2 separate regions of the Homo sapiens genome follow, and region 2 is linked to region 1. A link is an interaction called in ENCODE POLR2A ChIA-PET data of the cell type or tissue named here. Cell type or tissue: Caco-2. All regions are shown on one strand. Each heading gives the region's core, and the rest is flanking DNA. Links, peaks and the distances in the headings are about the cores only.

Evidence for each region. Peaks named below come from ENCODE experiments on the same cell type or tissue, not always from the same donor. Only the 100,000 strongest peaks of a DNase experiment are listed, where the experiment ranks them.
Region 2: POLR2A ChIA-PET joins it to region 1 with 6 read pairs; 2 of 35 experiments call an interaction of 5 or more read pairs at or near these places.

What each region holds. Positions count from the first base shown.
Region 1 is chr17:17,832,772-17,838,626 of GRCh38, reverse strand. It overlaps SREBF1 (sterol regulatory element binding transcription factor 1), which reads left to right and starts at 1,641. Exons shown (of 19, transcript NM_004176.5): 1 at 1,641-1,900. The coding sequence starts at 1,810. RefSeq lists enhancers at 60-961, 962-1,864, 1,865-2,766 and silencers at 1,633-1,792, 1,983-2,262. In Caco-2, for the core only: no CTCF peak of the experiment used is centred there; DNase peaks (open chromatin) are centred at 451, 1,016, 1,539 and 2,286; H3K4me3 peaks cover 1,863 bases.
Region 2 is chr17:17,536,009-17,541,863 of GRCh38, reverse strand. The region is part of intron 2 of PEMT (phosphatidylethanolamine N-methyltransferase); the gene reads left to right. Among named protein-coding and RNA genes, the nearest start is that of RASD1, 43 kb to the right of the region's middle. RefSeq lists an enhancer at 991-5,855. In Caco-2, for the core only: no CTCF peak of the experiment used is centred there; DNase peaks (open chromatin) are centred at 3,003 and 3,358.

The DNA of each region.
Region 1 (5,855 bases), core at 308-5,307:
GAAAACCCAGATCACCTGCCTAGCTCTGAAGAAAATGGTATTTAGGCTTCACCCAGCACTTCCTATCCCACCCCCTCCCTGGGAAGGGCTGTTTAAATTTTCAGGGAAGTCACCAGCTTCCTGCAGCCTCTAGAGTGTTGGTGGGGGTGGGGCACTGAGGAGAAGCCAGCTTTGTTCTCTGTGTTCTCCAGCAGTTGTTCATCTGGAGGGAGTGGGTCCTGGGTGGACCCTTGAGCAGGGCTACTTGGGGAGATGTGGTTTGGCGACCCCTATGACTTCTGGCGCCGCTATTCTGGGTAATTTTCCACCGCAGCCACTTCTGGGAGAGGAACAAAGGGAGCTGGATGTCCAGGCTGAGCCCCAGGGACTTGGGCTCTGTGGCTTCTCTCCCCCACACACCCCTTCTAAAATGCATCATGAATGTTACTCCTGCTTAGGGCGTGGCCAGATAGGCTATATCTGGAGTTTGAGCAAGGCAGTCTGCAGGATGGCTTGACTTATGAAGGTCTGGGGTCGGGAAGGCCTGAGGCCCAGGCCCCTGATGAGTTTCCTGGACTGCCCTCCACCAAGGGTGCTTCTCTCTGCTTGCATACCTCTGGGGACAGGGAGCTCACTGCCTTATCACATTCAGATTCCTGAATGTTAATTCTGGTTTATTTCAACCCACCTCATTGGGACCCCTTCCCTCCTTCCTGCCCCACCTGGCTCTGTCCCTAGGCCACAGAACCAGGTTCGGTTTCCAGCCCTCTTCTCAACAGGGCTGCCTGCTCTGATCTAGTCCCAGCTTGTGATGATCCAGGGCAGCCTGGCTCTGATCTAAAGCACAGCTACCTCTTCCTTGCGGCCCCTATCCTGGCTGCTCCTGGGAATAAGTGCCAAATCTGGGGTCAGACAGCCCTGGGGCCAGTCTTCCTTGGGTACTGGCTTCCTCCTTCAGGAGCTGCACTGGGCCCACTGGTATCCTATCCCTACAGCTGGATCTGGGAGGAAACCAGATGACGAAATTCCAGCCTCTTTCTTTGGCCACTCCTGTCCTCAAGAGGCCAATCTTCTGGTTTCTTTGCAGAGAGGGGGCAGGCTGATCTCACAGGTCATGCTCCCCTCCACATTGTCACTAGCCTCCCAGCCTGCCCGTGAGAAAGCATCATTAGGCCCATGTTACAAATGAGGAAAATTGAGGCAGAGTGATGTAACTGGCCCAGCAGTTACATCAGGCCTGCTCACAACACAGCAGGCCTGGGACCCCTATAACTTGGATCCTGGTCTGTCTTGTTCTAAAGAGTCAAATCTAGGAAATGAGGAAATGAAGTTTGGGATGGGCCCAGGCCTGGGGCTTCCACTCGGCTTCCTTGCTTGGTGCTGGAGAAACAGAGGCCCAGAGAGGGGGCTCGGCTTGCCCGCGTTCCCGCAGCAGCCGGCCAGAGGCCGCTGCCATTGTGCGCGAGGCTGGATAAAATGAATGACTGGAGGGCGCTCTGGAGGAGGGGCCGGCTGAGGGGAGATTTGTGGCGCAGACCGGGGATCAGGGGTCCCCCGCTCTCTCAAGGTGGGGCGGGGCCGTCTATCTGGGAGGGCGGGTCCTCCCCGAAAGGCCCCGCCTCCGCCTCGACCGCCCAGCAGAGCTGCGGCCGGGGGAACCCAGTTTCCGAGGAACTTTTCGCCGGCGCCGGGCCGCCTCTGAGGCCAGGGCAGGACACGAACGCGCGGAGCGGCGGCGGCGACTGAGAGCCGGGGCCGCGGCGGCGCTCCCTAGGAAGGGCCGTACGAGGCGGCGGGCCCGGCGGGCCTCCCGGAGGAGGCGGCTGCGCCATGGACGAGCCACCCTTCAGCGAGGCGGCTTTGGAGCAGGCGCTGGGCGAGCCGTGCGATCTGGACGCGGCGCTGCTGACCGACATCGAAGGTGCGTCAGGGCGGGCAGGGCTTGAAGCTGCGCCGGGTGGCGCGAGTAGGGGGCGCGCAGGTGTCTCCCTGGCCTTTGTCTCCCCCACGGGCGCCAGCTCCGTGCTGTGCTCGCGCGGGACTTCCCGGTGTCTCTGAGCTCGGTGTCCCGAGCCTCACCGAGCCTCCCTGGTTCCCGCGCTAGCGTCTCGGGCCGCGCGCTTGTGGGTGAGGGCTCCTGGGCCGGGCCGGGGTCCCTTGGCGGCTCCGGGCCGGGACACGTGCGCCTCTACGCGTCCCAGGCCGGGTGCCGCCCGACCGGTGACTCTCCAGCCCTGTGATGGCCACGGCTGAAGCTGGGGACCCAGGCGTCGCCGAAGCTCCGCCCCAGCCCCAGCCGTGACGTAATTGCGAGGTTACTCACGGTCATTCCCTCCGGCCCGAGAGTTCAGCTCGGCGTCGGAGCTCTTGCGCATGCGCATGGGCGCTGCCTCGCGCCCTTCCCCCGCCTCGTGTCGGGTTCTCCCGGTCTGCGACGGGCACAGCCTCCGCACTCATTCACTGACATCCACCGAATGCCAGGCCCCGTCTTAGGCACCGAGGGTTTACAGACAGACCTGGGTACCCCCTCTTTTAGGGAACACAAAAATCTCCCGGGAAACCAAACGGGTATTTAGTTGTACCTTGGGTGGAGCGAGGCTGGGGGAGGGCAGGGATGTGGCTACTTTGGGTAGAGCGGTCAGGGACTTCTAAGCTGAGACCTGAGGGTCACCCCCAGGACCAGCAAGGAAAGATGTTTTCCAGGCCACGGCAAGGGAAGGGCAAAGGCCTCGAGGCAGGGCCTAAGTGTGAGGAGTTAGAGGCTTGCAAAGGAGTGAGGTCAGGGAGGAGGAGGACGCAAACCGACTTGGTCGGCCAGGGAAAGGGCGGAGCAGAACAGTGGCACCGGCTTCCATCTTTGGAGCATCACCCTGGCTGTGATGAGAAGGGGTTTGGGGCCAATGGTGGCACCAAGTGCCAATTAGGAGGCCCGTTGCTTCCATTTTGTAGATAGAGCAAACGGAAGCCCCTAGCAAATTGCCTGCATGGTTTCTGTGCAGGAGTTTTAGCAGCACTAGCTAAGTTGCACTTGGTTGATGAGGAAACTGAGGCCAAGGTCGCAGGAACAAGATGCCTAGACTCACAGCCTGAATGGACATGTCCATGGAACCCGTGGCCACCCTGGGGTTGGCAAAACAGATATATCTATGCCACCACCACTCCTGCCCTACTGCAGCCTTGCAGATGAGCCCAGCTGGTTGCCAGCCCCAGAAGCTTCCCAGCCCTCCCTCCTTCCCCCTGGGGCTGGGCTAGGGGAGGACCCCAGAGGAGAGGCCCTGATTGTGAGGCTTTTCCAAAACAGCCTCCCCTATCCCTGGCACGAGGGGTTGTCCTTCACTGCCCTCTGGAGTGATGAACCCTGAAATCCCAAGCCCTAGGGAGATCTGGGCCTGACTCAACTACCAGTTCCACATCACTGGGCCCAGTGAGTGTAGTCCCAAGAGGCAACGTGACCAAGCCAGGAGGACATGCGCTTTGGGGTCAGAACTTGAACCTGGACACTCCTCACTTCCTTTGTCATCCTGCTCAAGCCCTCTCACCCTCTAAACCTTAGTTTCCACCTCCAGAAAAATGATGCAAACCCTCCCTTCATGGGCAAGTTGGACAACAGAACCCGTTCTGGGCCACAGGTCTGATACAGACCTTTGTTTGTTTGTTTGTTTGTTTTCTGCAGTGGCGCAATTTTGGCTCACTGCAAGCTCCTCCTCCTGGGTTCACGCCATTCTCCTGCCTTAGTCTCCCAAGTAGCTGGGACTACAGGCGCCAGCCACCACGCCTGGCTAATTTTTTGTATTTTTAGTAGAGACGGGGTTTCACTGTGCTAGCCAGGATGGTCTCGATCTCCTGACCTTGTGATCCGCCCGCCTCAGCCTCCCAAAGTGCTGGGATTACAGGTGTGAGCCACCGCTCCCAGCCCAGACCTTTCTTACTGACAGAATCTGGTCTGGGCCAGAGGTCTGATACAGACCTTTCTTACTGACTCATGGATAAAAACATTGTCTCTCCAGAACCAAAGGCCAGGCATGGGCAGCCATGTGGCCCAAGGTCTAGTCTATGAGAGAGTGGGGGCAGTCCCAGCCCCTTGAAGACTGGGGGCAGCCCCTTCTCACTAGGCAGGGCTCAGCTTTACCCACTTCAGTAGAGGATTTTTCAGTTTTTATTCAAACTTCCTGTTTTTCTTCCCAATTACACACATCTTTTTTCATTGTAGAAAACTTAGAAAATGCAAGTGAGCAAAAAGAAGAAAATAAAATCTTTAGACCTGGGGTGGTGGCTCACACCTATAATCCCAGCACTTGGGAGGTCGAAGCAAGAGGATGACTTGTGTCCAGGAGTTTGAGACCAGCCTGGGCAACATGACAAAATCCTGTCTCTACAAAAATAAAAAATTAGCTGGGTGTGGGTGACATGTGCCTGTAGTCTCAGCTACTCTGGAGGCTGAAGTGGGAGGATTGCTTGAGCCTGGACTTAGAGGCTGCAGTGAGCTATAACCATGCCGTTGCACTCAGCCTGGATGACAGAGTGAGATTCTGTTTCAAAAAAAACTTTAAACCTACCACCCAGAGATAAGCCCTGCTAATTATGTGAAAGAGCTTTTCTTCTCTCTCTCTCTCTCTCTCTGTGTGTTTATATGTGTTTGGGGATGGGTGCACACTCTTCATAAACTTTTTTTTTTTTGAGACAGGGTCTCGCTCTTTTGCCCATGCTGTAGTCCAGTGGCATGATCTCAGCTCACTGCAAACTCTGCCTCTCAGGTTCAAGAGATTCTCCAGCTCCCAAGTAGCTGGGATTACAGTCATGCACCGCCACGCCTGGTTAAATTTTGTATTTTTAGTAGAGATGGCCATGTTGGCCAGGCTGGTCTCGAACTCCTGAGCTCAGGTGATCTGCCCACCTCAGCCTCTCAAAAGTGCTGGGATTACAGGGCATGAACCACCATGCCCGGCCTTCATCAATTTTTTAAAAACGACTTTATTGAGGTATACTTTATGTATCACAAAATTTACCCATTTTTAGTATATCATTCAATGATTTTTAGTTAACTTTTTGAGTTGTGTGACAATTACTAGCTGTCGAACATTTTTATCACACAGTGAGATCCCTTATACTTCTTTAGTCAGTTCCTGTTCCTGCTCCCAGCCCCGGGCAGCTGTGGATCTGTATGTGTGTGTGTATATATATATATATATATATATATTTTTTTTTTTTTTTTTTTTTTTTTTTTTTTGAGACGGAGTCTTGCTCTGTCGCCCAGGCTGGAGTGCAGTGGTGCGATCTTGGCTCACTGCAAGCTCCGCCTCCCAGGTTCAAACAGTTCTGCCTCAGCCTCCCGAGTAGCTGGGATTACAGGCACCTGCCACCACGCCCGGCTAATTTTTTTGTATTTTTAGTAGAGATGGGGTTTCACCATGTTAGCCAGGATGGTCTCGATCTCCTGACCTTGTGATCTGCCCACCTCGGCCTCCCAACGTTCTGGAATTACAGGCGTGAGCCACCGCGCCCGGCTGGATCTGTATTTTTATAAATTAAAATAGGGTCCATTGGTTCACAGCTGATTGGAATCTGCTTGGTTCCATGTCAACAGCCAGACGACAGTAAGGTTTCCTCTTATTACCCACCTGATTCCCTGTCGATGGACACCTAGGTTGTTTTATCTTTATAAACTGCTGCAGTGGACACTGAGGCCGGTTTTTTTCTTTGTTTTTTTTTTTTTGTTTGTTTGTTTTTGAGACAGAGTCTTGCTCTGTCACCCAGGCTGGAGTGCAGTGGCGCGATCTCGGCTCACTGCAAACTCCGCCTCCCGGGTTCACACCATTCTCCTGCCTCAGCCTCCCGAGTAGCTTGGGACTATAGGTGCGTGCCACCATGCCTGGCTA
Region 2 (5,855 bases), core at 589-5,588, 300 kb after region 1:
GCCTTGGGGCCAGGGGTAGCAGCCGTTTCTCTCTGGGCAAGGGGCTCATGAGGAAACGTTTCTGCCTTGGCAGCCCAGGCCACAGCTGTGCTGGCTGCAGACACCCTGGGCAGGCCCCGGTCGCTGAGGAGCCTTCTTGGGCAGGTTGCTTCATCTCTGAAGCTCAGAATCCTTTCCTGGAGCACAGATATCAAAATATTTATCCCCAGAAGCCTCAACAAACCTGTGCTCACCGCTGCTTTAGGCCCTGCAGCAGTCCCAGGTCTGGGCAGATGTTTCAAGTTCAGTGTGTGGGCTCTGGCTCGCTGGAGCTGGGCCCAGGGAACTGGCGCCTTGGGATGAGGCCCGCCATGTCCGAGCCTGCCCATGCCCCGCTGCTGCTGCGGCCGGTGGTCTTGGGGCTGCCTGCCAGCCTTCTCTCCTGGGAGCTAAGTGGGGACAGGTGCTGCGGGCCACGGTCCACGATGCTCCCTGCTTCCTGTTTGGTGGGCAGCCTGGGTTTTAGGAATGTGTAGAGCTGGAGGAGCTGAAAGAGCTGGGGCTCGGGATCAGGTGGTTCAGCTGACTCGGGAAACTTTGAGGCACCACCGCACCTGTCCGTGCGTGAGGGAGACATCTTCCTTGCAGGGCTCTGGGAGGATGGGGTGCTTCTGTAATGCCCAGTCTTGGGCCTGGCGCCTACCTCATATGGGTGCTCTATATAGCAGCAGGCGGAGCACAATTCTGCTAACGTCAGCAACAATCCTGTCTGTTGGAATAAACATGCAGATGCATCTGTGACCCCAGAATCCCAGTGGTGGCTCTGTCCCCGTCTCAGCCGAGCACTCAGCGGCCAGGGTGGCTGGACTCAGCACGGGGCTGGCACTGAAACTGGCAGTCACTGCTGTCAGTGCCCACAGAAAGCAAGAAGAGAATAGACAAATACCAGGCAGTGGAGACACTCCCTGCCCACTGCAGATTTATAATCAGCGAACATTTACTGAGTACCTGTTGTATGCCTTGAGGTGCTCACAGGGGAGCACTCGGGAGCCCATTCACTCGCCAGTGATGAGTGGGCACTGTGCCAGGTGCTGTCCAAGGTGGGGGAGCGAGGGGGTCACTGCAGGAGAGGGTGAGAAGGAGGCTGCATGCTGCACGACCCTCTGAACCCTGAGCCTGCCTGGAGAAGTGGGCTGTGCTGCGGGGACCCTGTTGGAGAGGGGCAGCATGGGGAGGGGCGGAGCCTGCCTGGGGCCTCTCATCCTGCAGCTGCCTGGAAGTTGGGCTCCTTCTGACAGTGTCCTCAAGTAGACGCGGGTTCTGGGGGTCTGGCTGGTGGAGGCCAGCTGGTGCTCCTGACTCACTGGCTCCTCTCCTTGCACAGTGGCTGCTGCCACCTGCCTAGGGAGTCTTCCTGGGGCTCAGTTCCCCTGACCCCCTGGGACATAATGCCAGAACTCATGCTGGCTGGCCACCCTCCCTCACGTGTGCTGTGCTCAGCCCGAAGTTGGTGCTTTCACCTGTGTGCTCTGGGCAAAGCAGGCGCAGAGGAGGCACTGGGATAGAGCGCAGAGTCCACCTGGGGCAGCCCCCTCCTCGTCCCGGCCATTGCCCCATGTTGGGGGTCTTCTGTCGGGGGAGGGAGGGTTGGAGCTGGGATTGGAAGGCCCCTCTGAGGCTCTTCTTCCTTCCTCCATGAGCCCTCCAGGCCCCACCCTCCATCCTGCGCCCCTGCCCCATCCCCACCCACGGCCAGGGCTGGCTGCTGCCCATTTTGGCCCCTTCCCTTGGGGCGTTGCTTCCAGGTTCAACTCAGATTCTGTCTTTTCCAGAAGATGTCTCTGTCCTTCCATGCCCCCAGCCTTTGTTCCTTGTCCTCCCCTGTCCCTGCACTCCTGGGGTGGGCCCTCCTGCTCCCGAGCCTCCTGCGTGGAGGCTGTGAGCTCCCTGCCACCTGCGTGGTCAGTCTTTCCTGCACCAGCCTCCCAGGACCCCTCCTGCCCACGCTCCTGAGAGATTCAGGCGCCAGTGCATGGGTGGGGCACAGGGGCTGCGGCAGACAGAGGGTGGTGATACAGGGGTGGAGTCCCACAGGCCGGATGCCTTGATACTTCTCAGCTGCAGGGCTGTGCCCGGGGCTCTGTGCCCCTGAATGAGGGCAATGGTTCCCCTGCACAGTGACCTTGTGAGCTGATTCAGGCCCCATGATCGTGATTAGCTGACAGCACATTGGCCCTCAGAGAAATGAAAATACACAGTTACACAGTAGCAAAATCCCACGAGCAGTCCCTCAGCTGGGGCAGGGACACACGGACTGTGGCACGTCCACACCAAAGAATCCTGCGTAGCCACAAAAAGGAACAAGCTGGGGATACATGTGACACCCTGGGCGCATCGCAGAGGCATCATACCAAGTGCAGGATGCCACAGCCTGCGCGATTCCATTTCTGTGACACTTGAGGAGGGAAACGGGATGGAACACAGGACAGGAGTGTCTGGGGTGGGACAGGGAAGGGCCCAGCTCTGGGTTGGAGCCTGGAGCTGGCTGGAAGTGCTGTGTCCTGATGTGGTGGTGGTATGCATTTGTCAAGACTCATAGACCTGGTTGGGGCACAGTGGCTTACAGCTGTAACCCCAGCATTTTGGGAGGCCAAGGCAGGAGGATTGCTTAAGACCAACAGTTGGAGACCAGCCTGGGCAACATAGCGAGACCCCATCTTTACTAAAATCAAACAACAACAACAAAACTCACAGACCTGTGCATTAAAAAGGGTACATTTTACTTTATGTGTTACCTTCATAAATCTGACCTAAAAATGATTTTTAAAGTCCCCCCTTCTAAAATATACTAATCTTTAAGAAACAAAAACAAAACAAAAAGCTGGCTGACAGTGGGTCCTACTACTAGCACATGGGCGTTGATGATGGTGATAATGTCTCTCGCCCATAAAAGGCCAGCTTGGAAACCTGAGCCCCAGCTGCTTATCGGCCTGTGTAGCCAGACAACCATTCTGCCACTCGCCAAATATTTTCAAATTTCCTTTCCGAGGCAGGCTGAAGTCCAGGTAAATATTGACCCAAGAAGGCGGATCACGCTTTGTGCTATATTTGGTTAATAGTTGGAGTCACTCCTAAGCTACTTTTTCAGTTGCTTTGTACAGGTGGGTTTGTTTTATGTAAAAAGAAAAGACACTTTAAAAAGCTGCGCATAAATCAGACATCATAAATGCAGTAGAAAGCCTCCCTATTTAAATGACTCAGCGAATCTTCTGATGAAACAACTGCCTCTTCCCCTTTAATGTATTTATTAATTTTTTTTTTCTTTTTTTGGAGACAGAGTCTTGTTCTGCCACCCAGGCTGGAATGCAATGGTGTAATCCAAGCTCACTGCAGCCTCAAATTCCTGGGCTCAAGTGATCCTCCTGCCTCAGCCTCTCAAGTAGCTGGGACTACAGGCATGTGCCACCATGCCCAGAGAATTTTTCAATTGTTTGTAGAGATAGGGTCTCAATTTGTTGCCCAGCCTGAGGCAAATTTTTAGATATATATTTTATTTAAGTGAGAGCTGTGACAGCAATGGCACAATACTGCCTCTGTCCTGGCCTGAGGCTCTCTTTGCCGCTGGTGGCCATCGTCTTTGGAGAAGCCGCTCAGCGTGTATTGATGGAGTGACCTCCCTGCCTCCCTGTCCAGTTGGGCTCAGGTACCCAGCTCTTTAGCACCCTCCCTCTACCATCGTGGGGCCTGCAGGTCACTGAGGGCTGGGAGGGCTGGGACCCAGGCCCCTGACTGGCCCCCTGTTGCAGCGTTGGAGAGACCACCTCAGACAGCAAGGACGGGCATGCCATGGGTCCCGGCAGCAGCTGTCCCTTCCTGAGGAGGGCGTTTGCCAGCTGACCACTCCCTGGTGATTTCTGCCCTGATCTTCCCTGGAGGTGGCAGGTTGGACGTGAGGATGAGGTCCCACCCAAGTCACAACTGTGTGACTGTCTTCCAAGTCAACAAACATCCTCCTGGAAGGCTGAGTGGCGGGAAGGAAAGACACCTGCCTTCTACGCCATGCTGGGCCCTGCAGCAGGCACTGTCCATGTCTCAAATCTCCCTCCCCGGGAAATCTAGGCACAGGTCATACTGCTGGAAGGCTTGTCTGTCTCTCCCAGTCTCAGGGCCAGAGCTTCCAGGAGCAAAGAGTGGTCCGGGCCTTTCCTTCTCTTTCTCCCACTCTATCTTATCTCTCCTCCTGCTTTCTCCCAGAAGACAAGTATCAGGGATGGAAGAGGTGGCCACGTGCAGAGCATGACTAATCAGCAGCTGAGTGGCACACACACAGGGGATCTCGCCTGAGGCCTGGGCCAGCATGGGGAAGGCCCCTGCAGGCTGCTGGGCACGGGGATGGCTCAGGGTCCTGGGCTGGGCTGGGCTAGGCTTGGGGGAGCCCGGTGTGTTGGGCTGGAGCTGGCCTCTGCTGTCGCTGGACCACAGTCACCCATGGAGGGCAGGGGTTGGGAACCTGCAGGGACAGCATCTGCCCTCTGGCCGGTGGGGGGTTCTTAGTAGCAGGGCAAGGGGAAGGCAAAGGGGGCCAGGCCCAGGAGCAGGTGGGTCCTCCTCACAGGAGCAGGGCAGGATTCGAGGAGCTCTGGGCTCCCACCTCCGAGCTGGACTCTGAGCATGCTGGCTCCCTCCTTCTTTCCAGGGCAGCAGCAGCCCCACATTCAGGACAGAGCCATCTGTGTAAGCAGGGCTCAGAGACCCTCAGACAGACAGGGAAAAGGAGCAAAATGTATTGTCATCGTCCAGCCTGAAATCTCCAGTGGGACCCGTCAGTGGAGCACGTAGCAGACACCCTGTCCCTCCCGTGCCCCCCGGCCTGTAAGGGCAGCTGAGGCCGTCTTACCTGCTGAGGGAGACCCCGCACTCCCTGACTTCCCGGGCTGGGTGCTGGCACTGGTGAAGGGTTTCGGGCTGTGAGCCTCTTGCCTTCCACTCAGACTGGGCCAGACCCGACAGCACCATGAACCAGAGCCGCCCTGAGTAGGGGCTGACACTGCCAGGCCAGCCTCATCCTGCTCCCGGCCATACCAGGTCCCACGGGGCCAATGGACCATTTCAGTGGATGCAGGGAGCACAGAGCATGAGTCGCACCTGGTGGACGGGCAGGTGTAGCAGGCCCTCATGAGAGGAACACCATTGACTTTCCCACTGGGTGAGGAAGGGACAGCTCTGTACCATTTCCCTCTGCTCAAACCCACAGGAGCCAGCCAGGGCATGGACACTCCCATGAGGTCACCTTTGCTGGTCTGTTCCTTGCGGGGCTGCTGAGTTCTTGATAGAGGTAACAAGCAACCCTGGGGCTCCCGTGTGCAGGAGGAAGGTTGGGGACTGCCTGGTTGTGCTTCGGACCCGGAGGCAGACAGAGGAGGCCTTTGAACTTGGCCTGAGCTTGTTGGGTGAAGCCAAGGACAGAGGCTGGGGTCTGAGTGAGGGGAGATGGTCCCGTGAAGTCAGATTGGCACAGATTCCCCCATCAGAGTTGGGAGGCCCCAGAATGTTCAGGAACAGCATGTGGCAGGGGTCATAACTGAAGCCAGACCTGAGTTACAATCCATTTACTCACTGTGTGTCCTTGGCAAGTCCTGCAAGGGAGGCACACTATCGGACGTCCCCCGTGGGGCTGGCATGCAGATTGAATAGGATACATGGCTGCACTCACCCCAGCGCCTGGTGTGCAGCAGGCCCTGTGCCAGTGTCGGCTGACGTCACTGTGCTGTGGGTGTCATCAGAGCCTGCATGCCACAGTCAGTGCAGTGGCACAGGGCCTGCATGCCACAGTTAAGGAGATTGTAGGCCCTTGGGGAGACAGTGGCAGAATAAGG